2 separate regions of the Homo sapiens genome follow, and region 1 is linked to region 2. The links are chromatin contacts, found by Hi-C or POLR2A ChIA-PET in ENCODE. All regions are on one chromosome and are shown on one strand. Each heading gives the region's core, a stretch centred on a gene start or an enhancer-like site at or near the end of the contact. The rest is flanking DNA. Distances are from core to core; before and after follow the strand shown. Region 1 holds the start of DAB2 (DAB adaptor protein 2). Region 2 holds the start of C9 (complement C9).

Evidence for each region. A loop is a pair of places that touch in the nucleus more often than their neighbours do. ChIA-PET counts read pairs that join two places held with the same protein, here RNA polymerase II (POLR2A). Pooled maps may share reads with other maps.
Region 1: a loop to region 2 is called in a map of endothelial cell of hepatic sinusoid, with 4 times the contacts of the local background. The contact joins the promoter of DAB2 here to the promoter of C9 in region 2. A Hi-C loop is called at or near these places in 22 of 168 maps with a recorded cell type or tissue (CD14-positive monocyte, Caco-2, HepG2 and 17 more) and 16 of 50 pooled maps. POLR2A ChIA-PET finds 5 or more read pairs at or near these places in 17 of 52 experiments (A549, AG04449, AG04450 and 13 more).

What each region holds. Positions count from the first base shown.
Region 1 is chr5:39,422,540-39,426,755 of GRCh38, forward strand. It overlaps DAB2 (DAB adaptor protein 2), which reads right to left and starts at 2,441. Exons shown (of 15, transcript NM_001343.4): 1 at 2,265-2,441.
Region 2 is chr5:39,362,889-39,366,857 of GRCh38, forward strand. C9 (complement C9) reads right to left here and starts at 1,607. Exons shown (of 11, transcript NM_001737.5): 1 at 1,500-1,607. The coding sequence starts at 1,576.

The DNA of each region.
Region 1 (4,216 bases), core at 1,191-3,690, 60 kb after region 2:
TTATGGACATATGAGGGTAGAGTTAGAAATGAAGCAGCATAAGAGCCTATGTCACAGCAAAGCCTCCTGCTTGGCCAGGAGCACTCAGCAAGGAAGATATCTTCCTGCTCCCTTAACCTTCAGATAATCGAGGCCTGGTTGAGCAGGCCAGTAAATATCATCCCCAAACAGCTGGTCAGCAGCTGCCAGAGGTCCCTGTACTACCTTCATGCCAACAAGTGCCTTAAAAGCCGTACCCTTCAACCCAAACAAGGCCAGTGAAATCCATTCAACCTTTGGAGAAAGACAACAAACAGGCCTAATGCACAGGAATTTGGACTTCCAGTTTAATCTGAAACTATAAAAGTCTTTAGCAGAAACACAAACTCTGGAGTTTGCCCTTCACAAATTAGACAAGGTTTGTAACAAGTGCTTTCTTCCCTCACTTACATCCTCAGGTAAAGATCAACCATCAAGATCAAAGATCCCCAGAATGGCAAATACATACGTGTATGGGCTCAAAGTTGGAAGACATTCCTCTACCATCTACTTATTCTGGTTATACATTAAAGCATAGGAGGGCATAGCTGAAAAATGACTGGTTTCTAGGTCAGTCATTTGGATGAGAAGGGATCCTTCCAGCTGGGAGTGGGAAAAGAAGGGGGAAGTTATTCACCAACAACAGGAAAAAGAATTTAGTTGGCCTTAGGAGGAAACTGACTAAGGATTTGGAAGAAGTGGTCTGTCCCAGAAATCCACATTGGCAAAGACCACTAGGTCTTCTTCATGCTTTCTCTAGAAGACTTTCCCATTGTACTCAAATACTCCCGAATTCTCAAGGCAATAAACTTTCTTACAGTGTCACTGAGGGCCATCTCCCTTCCAAGAGGGGAGACACAGAACCTGGAGTGGGCGGGGCACCTGGCTCAGAGAAAAGTAGCCTCCCAAAGTCTGGCTGCTGGGGTAAGAAGCATGGTGACAAGCCATTTGGTAGCTGCAAGCTCCCTCCTCCCCAACAGCCAGTAGGTGCTTTTGTGTGAGAAGCCAACCTCAAGACTGTAAGGACAATCAAGTATACATCTCATCAAAGCCATTCCAAGAGGCTTATCAGACATCTCAAAGGCATTTTTTGTAGATGCCTGCTTTCCACTCCCATTACTTCTGTTTGCATTAGTTATATCTTACCTCCTTCTCCCCCATGCCCCTGCTTTGCCTGACTAAGGCCAGAAATTTTTTCATGAAGTCACTTTATAGAGCAATAGCAACATTTACTATTCGTGAAGTCGCCCCTCCATAATTTTTAAGTCTTTCCATGTGTCTGGAAGCTTGTTTCTGCTCTTCTCGGTTTACAGAGCGGCTCTCTTCCTTCCAAACAAAAACTAAAAAGAAAGGGGAAAAGGTGGGGGGTGGTTGGGGTGGAGATAACACCCAGATTCCTTAAGTGTTTTTAATCCAGTTGAATTTCCCTTTGGACTCAGCTCCCTGCTGAAACTGTCTGCGGACCAGAATTCCAGGCTCAGAATTAAGTCAAGAGGGAAAGACAGCAGAAACAAATAACAGAGTCAGCTCTATGCTATGAAAACCGCTATGTTGACTGAGGCTCCACGGTTTTAACCCATTCATTTTTCCCCCCTTTTTTAGAATTCTTACTTAATCTTTTTAACCAGCTTACAACAGGCAGGCAAGCACCATATAAACCATGCTCCCTGCGCCGGGGGATATAAAACAAGTTTCTTAAGTCCCTTGGGTAGATACTTCCTTAGGAATGCCGGTGTAAGACAAAAGTTCACATTTTAATGCCATATGTTGTCAGTCACCAGGAAAAAGCTCCTTATGGGCACAAGCCAGGTCCCCAGCCTTTGTCACACAGCAAAAATAAACACCCTTCGAGGAGTTAATTAGGCGGTCAGCAGCCACCTCAGTGTCCTAGGAGGGCTGCCCGCAGACCTTTTACACACACACACACACACACACACACACACACACACACACACACACACACACGACACAAAAGGAGGCGTTTGTTAAATGTCACAAGCTGGGCATCTGGAGTCGGATTCGAAAGGTAAATACATTCCGCGGAAGCATTCCTCAGATGTCAGGCCACAAAACTGCTGGTTTCCCCAAGCACAGGGTCTCATTTCTAAGATTCCCCACAGCCCAAGGTCTGTACTCAAAGAAGGGTAGCGGGGGGCGGGGGGGTGAGAGAGGGGGAGCAAAGGAGAGAAGGAGATCTTTAAAAAAAAAATGGAGCCAGAGGGAAGAAGGGTTTCGAAGCTACTCACCGGCTAGCTATTGCCTCCGTGAAGCGAGCATGACTTCCCCGCGCCCGGAGCCTCCAGGCTACAGCGCAGCGGATGCGGCGGGCCTCGCTTAAATAGCCGCCGGCCGGGAGCTTCGGAGCCGCGCGGCCACTCCCGGCGAGAGATATGGTTCTAATCAGATGCTGGCAGCTGAGGACTCCCCAGGAATGTGCCAGGATGTTTTTGCTGCCTGGGCTTGGTAACTCCCCCTCAACGTGTCTGCAGAGTCTTCCAAACTTAACTGTTTATTAACTCGCGCTGCAGCGGCGCAGAGGACCCCGCTCCCCTGAGCTCCGCGAGCCCCACCAGCTGGGGGCGATCGCAGGGACCCAGCGACGGGAGGGGAAATGTGTTCGGGGAGAAGTCAAAAGCCCCAGACCGACGCGGGCGGGGGGCGGGTGCAAATAAGGACAGGAAAGGGAAGCTCTGGAGGAAAGGGGTGGGATCCACCGAGCTTCGTTTCACAGATCCGTTCCCTGGATTGCCACTGCGAGTGATGTGGCACACGGAGTCATCCTAACCAACCCGTTGGGGCCCTTTGAACAAAGGACTGCCTTTACTCCTGACTTTTCTGACAAGGGACAACGGTTCCTGCGCAGATCTGCAGTTTCTAAAGTTGATCGCGCGATTGGATTTGCTCCCCTTAGAAGAAATTAGTGTCTCCCTCATTGCAGATGCAAATGCGCTTAAGTTAGTGGGAAATCTATGTGTGCATATGTGAAACATACTGTATTTACCTATGAAATATAATCATATATATGGATATAAAAATAATATTCTCTCTGAAATCGATATGAGCAAAACATGTTCACGTCTATGTAGCCTATCAAATAAGTTATAATTCTGATACAATCAGAGATTCTATACAGGCTTCCCTTACAGTGTATATACACCTATATGTAGACACATAACATGACTTTATCTGCATGAATTTCCATAGCACTTCCTATAACTCTAGGAAAAACATGAACTGCAAGAAATAAAATATTTAAAAATGTTAACGTAGAGTGCTGAGCGGTAGAAGGTACTCCGCAGCAAATCCTAATGAGTGTTAACAAGCTGAGAATTCATTTTCTCCATATTTTAAAATCAAGAATTATTGTAAAACATCCACAGAAGCTCTGTTGCTTTTTGGAGAATTCTGAAATTACTCTTGTGAAAGACGTGTCTCTTTTCCCTTTTTTTAAGAAAAAAATTTAATTGTTTAAAGTCAGAGGCAGCACGTAGTAAATGTGAAAATGCTAAATTGTATCTCGGATGGGAGGGGGTTATTGATTTTATCGAGTAAGCAACACAGTGGATTTGCATTTTACCTCTGGAAACTGAGGGTTCAAATAGGGCTCGTGGGACATCAAGGATATATTTTGTGGTCCGTGCCTAGCCTCGACTGCAAAGCCACTGTGTAATTTGGGGTAGCTCAATGTGAGTGGCAATGTCTGCTCTCAAGTAGGTCAGGCTTGAAACAACCGTTGTTCGGGGAGACTGAGGGGTGCAGAGCAGCACAGCTGGCCCAGAATTCTACTTCCCCAGCCTCTACTATTTCTCATCCCCTGACACACCTAGGGGTGTGGAGGCAGGGAGGGCCATGCTGGCAGTTTTCAATATTCCTCAGAGGTAATTTGCTATTTTAAAAAATGACTTTGTGTGAATGACAGGAAGTATACAAATTTTAGTCCTAGGATAGTATTCTATTTATAACATTTATGCAGAGAAATGTAATTCTAGTACATTTTAGAACACAAGGCTTTGTTTCTAAAATCTAGAAGTCCAGTTTCATTTCTATTGGCTAGGTAGCTGGAAAAAGGGCTGCTGACTTCAGGCAAATAGAGACTTTGATAATTAGAAAGACATGGGTGTCTCTTTTAACCTCAATATGTAATATTTTCTAGACTAAGAAGTGCTCACTCAATTCTATTTTTTTTTTTTTTGAAAGA
Region 2 (3,969 bases), core at 357-2,856:
GAGCCCACGAAACCAAACCAAACTCAGCCGTGCAGCTGCTGGAGCTGGGGTCCAGCTAATGGGGCTTTCCGGTCCTCCCTGAAACAGCTGAGTGTGGCCAGGACCCAGGGGGTACGCACTTCAAAGCAATCAAAGCTTCCCCACAGCCTCTCATTTTTGATCAGCAGGAGCTGCAATCTAGGAATGTGGGTTGTTTGAATTATTATTATTATTTTTTAGCTTAAGAAAGGGTCAGGTGAAGTTCAAGGGAGCTAAAGCAACTTGGAGGAACTGCCTTTCCAAATCCCTTTTGTGCCCAGATGCCCACTAAACAAAAATATTTCCTGAATGGTACAATGCTTTACAGATAATATGGAAAGAGGAGGGATGAAGGAAAGGTCTGGTCGAGCACTGGATCCAGGGCCCATGTTCATCTGTGTAGCACCTCTGGGTGCCCCCTCCTGAAAGATACAGCCCTGTGAATAACCCACTTGTTGAGTGGAGCCCAGGCTGAATGGCGGCCTCCAACTGCAGCCAAGAGGCAGGCAAATATGTACTGGAGACGGGCATCAAAGTTCAAAACAGCATTTGGGTAAACCAAGAGTCAAATGACTAATGAGGAATTGGAAGCAGGTTATGGTTATGTCTGAGCAGAGGAACAGGGCTTGGGCAGACATTTCCCCCCAGCCACACTGTTGAAGTGAGGAATATTTCAGTACTCTCCCCAGAACGGATCATCCTGTATTGAATTATACAGGTCGATGTCTACTCTGATGACTCCAGGATGGAAGGAAGGATGCCTCATGTGACCCTAACCTCCACCATTTCTAGGTACAGTGTAGCTGTTCAATAAAAACTTATTATATGGGTGATTTGTTTCCTGGATGACTTGCCATGGGCTTTGCAATTCCGATTAGGATCAGAGAAAAAGGAGAAAAAGTATCTTTGGTAGAAGCATGAGTGACAGGTCTGCATCACTGCAATTCTGGAATGGAAGAAATATGACCTAAATCCCAAATGGCCCTAAACAAAATGCATGCCTCTGAACACAACTCAGGATGTCAAGGGAAAGAAACAAAATAGTTAACCTTTGCCTAATGTGGAGGCAAAAGGGTGATGTATCCAAATGTTAAAGGTGTCAGGCATTGAAGCAGAGTGAGGGAAAGATTAATTTCCTTAATTTTAAACTTCTCAGACATCAGGCACTAATAAACCCAGGTTCATCATACACTGGTGAAAACAAGCTTTATTTTATAATTCCAGATATTTAAAGAATACCTCAATCTTAACATTTGAGTGCCTTGTTGAAAATAAATCCCCAGAAACAGCAGCACATTTCCACAGAAAACTCATAAAGATGCACCCTATGTATTTTCTTATCTCTTTTCGAAGTTTAGATTCTAGGGCTCTGTATATTGCCATGTGGATTAACATTGTCATGTACTTTGCTGCTAAGAAGACCTTGAGATGCTAATCCTACAGGAAACTTCCAGAGACAAGCAGAAAAGTAACTGACTCACCTGGTCGTGTACTGTGCTGTGAGGATGCTTATTTCTAAAATGCAGATTGCAACTGCAAAGCTCCGGCAGGCTGACATGCTGCTCTTGCTGGGTGGCTGCGAGTGGGGTGGCAGGGCAGGTCTGGTAAGGCATTTATTTGCAAAGGGCCAGAGGACAGGGAACAAGCATTGTTTGTCTGCATTCAGAGTTTTTGTCAATTTGGGTGGCCTGGGTACTGAAGTCCAACCAAAGGAGAATCATTTTGTAATTCTTGGCCTCCTGCTTTCTCATATTGACAAGTAGATATGGGGCAATGGGCCTGTGAATGCTAAAGTCCCTAAGATGGGCAGCAGTGCTGTGTGAAAATGGAAACAAAGGCCGGGCGCAGTGGCTCACGCCTGTAATCACAGCATGTTGGGAGGCTGAGGTGGGTGGATTACCTGACGTCAGGAGTTCGAGACCAGCCTGGCCAACATGGTGAAACCCCATCTCTACTAAAAATACAAAAAATTAGCCAGGCATGGTGGTGGGTGCCTGTAATCCCAGCTACTTTGGAGGCTGAGGCAGGAGAATTGCTTGAATCTGGGAGGCGGAGGTTGCGGTGAGCCGAGGTGGGGCCACTGAACTCCAGCCTGGGCAACAAGAGCAAAATTCCGGCAAAACAAAACAAAAACAAAAACAAAAACAAAAAAATAGAAACAAAAATGAAGGACCCCCAGCAGTTCTTAGTTTGCAAGACTCGAGGGGTTGGGTGGAAGATGAGGGAGTATGCAATTTTGGGGAAAAAAAAGCCTGTGGATGCTTCTCATGGAGGCATGAAGTCAAAGTTAGTAAAGAACTGCACTTAGTGGAAAGGATGGCACAGACGTAGATGCTTCATTTTTTTTTTAATCTGCAAATGGGCTAGGTAGGTTATTTCCACGTGAGCAAATGCATTTACAATCCTGGCTTTCCTTATAGGCCGAGTGGTACATTTTGAAGAATGAGATGTAAACTCCCGAAGGCATTAAGGGCGTCCACCAGAAAGAGTGGTCTCCTTATCTCAGCATCACACATGTCAACAAGATAGAATCTGAGACAGAAAAACTTGTTCCTACCCATGAAAAATAGTCTCCCCCTCACATTTCATGCTTCCCAGCACTTGTGGGAAGAGCAGTGCCTTTTTGGGAACACCAGAGAATGTGGACATCACAACTGCTCTTAAAGCACTGACTGCAAAAATAGAATGACCTGGGGACTCTTGAGAACAGTAGTGATGGCTGCCCGCTGTCTGCTCAGCTCTAAGTTAATTGACTTGTGATGAGACCCTGCATCCATGCTTTTAAAAGCTTTGCGGATCATTCTAACGTGTAGCCAGGGTTGAGACTGAGGATGACCACCTTGAGAAGAAAGACATCAGATATCTCTGGATATAGTTCTTAAAGGGACTTTATAAGTATTATTATTACTTATAGGCAAATTTCAAACATTAGCACATATAAAGACCAGCAAAGCAAGGGGTGGAGCTGAGGGAAGACAGAATATACAGCTATTTTCTCCAGTACTGCCTTACCTTTTCTACTGATATTCCTACCTGTGGTAAAAGGTATCTACTCTCACCCACTTTCTTGGCCCCTCTCCTTTTTATGCAGAGAACTTGAGGTCTTCAATGGGACTGATCTCACCTTTTCCTGAGCTTGCTGTGGAGTGTAGGCCATGCAGAACTGCCAAGTAATAAGATGATTCGAATGGATGCCACAACTCGTGTAACTATGTCATGGGATGAGTCCATGCCTGAAAGACACTTCCTGTGAGTCTTGGCTAATAACAGGTGGGCTACATTTGGAAACAGTATGAATCTGTCAAATATGCTGTAGCAGGGCAGGTGCAGTGGCGCACGCCTATAATCCCAGCACTTTGGGAGGCAGAGGTGGGTGGATCACTTGAGGCCAGGAGTTTGAGACCAGCCTGGCCAACATGGTGAAACTTCATCTCTACTAAAAATACAAAAATTAGGTGGGTGGGGTGGTGTGTGCCTGTAATCCCAGCTACTTGGGAGGCTGAAACATGAAAATTGCTTGATCCTGGGAGGCAAAGTTTGCAGTAAGCCAAGATGGCACCACTGCACTCCAGCCTGGACAACAGAGTGAGACTCTGTCTCACAAAAAGAAAAATGCTGTAGCAATGTTGAGGGCTCTTATGAGGCCTCTCTGGACCCTATCAAGATACTTATGGAAATAAAGACTGAAAAGCAGTCAGGATGGGATGCTTTATACTAACTAGATTTGATGCTAATTGATTAGAAGTTGTGATGATTAGACTTGATAAGTTGATGTGACTGGAGATTGTACATCACCTGTCTCTTTGGAGACTAAATCAATGGAAGGGGGATGAGGGAGTGAGGGGATATTTTTGGCTGACTAGTTTGAATAGGAGGCTTTTCTGAATTGCTCAGTTGTATTTATTTTATCACCATAGTTCAGGTTAAATATAATGTAGAAAAATAATGACA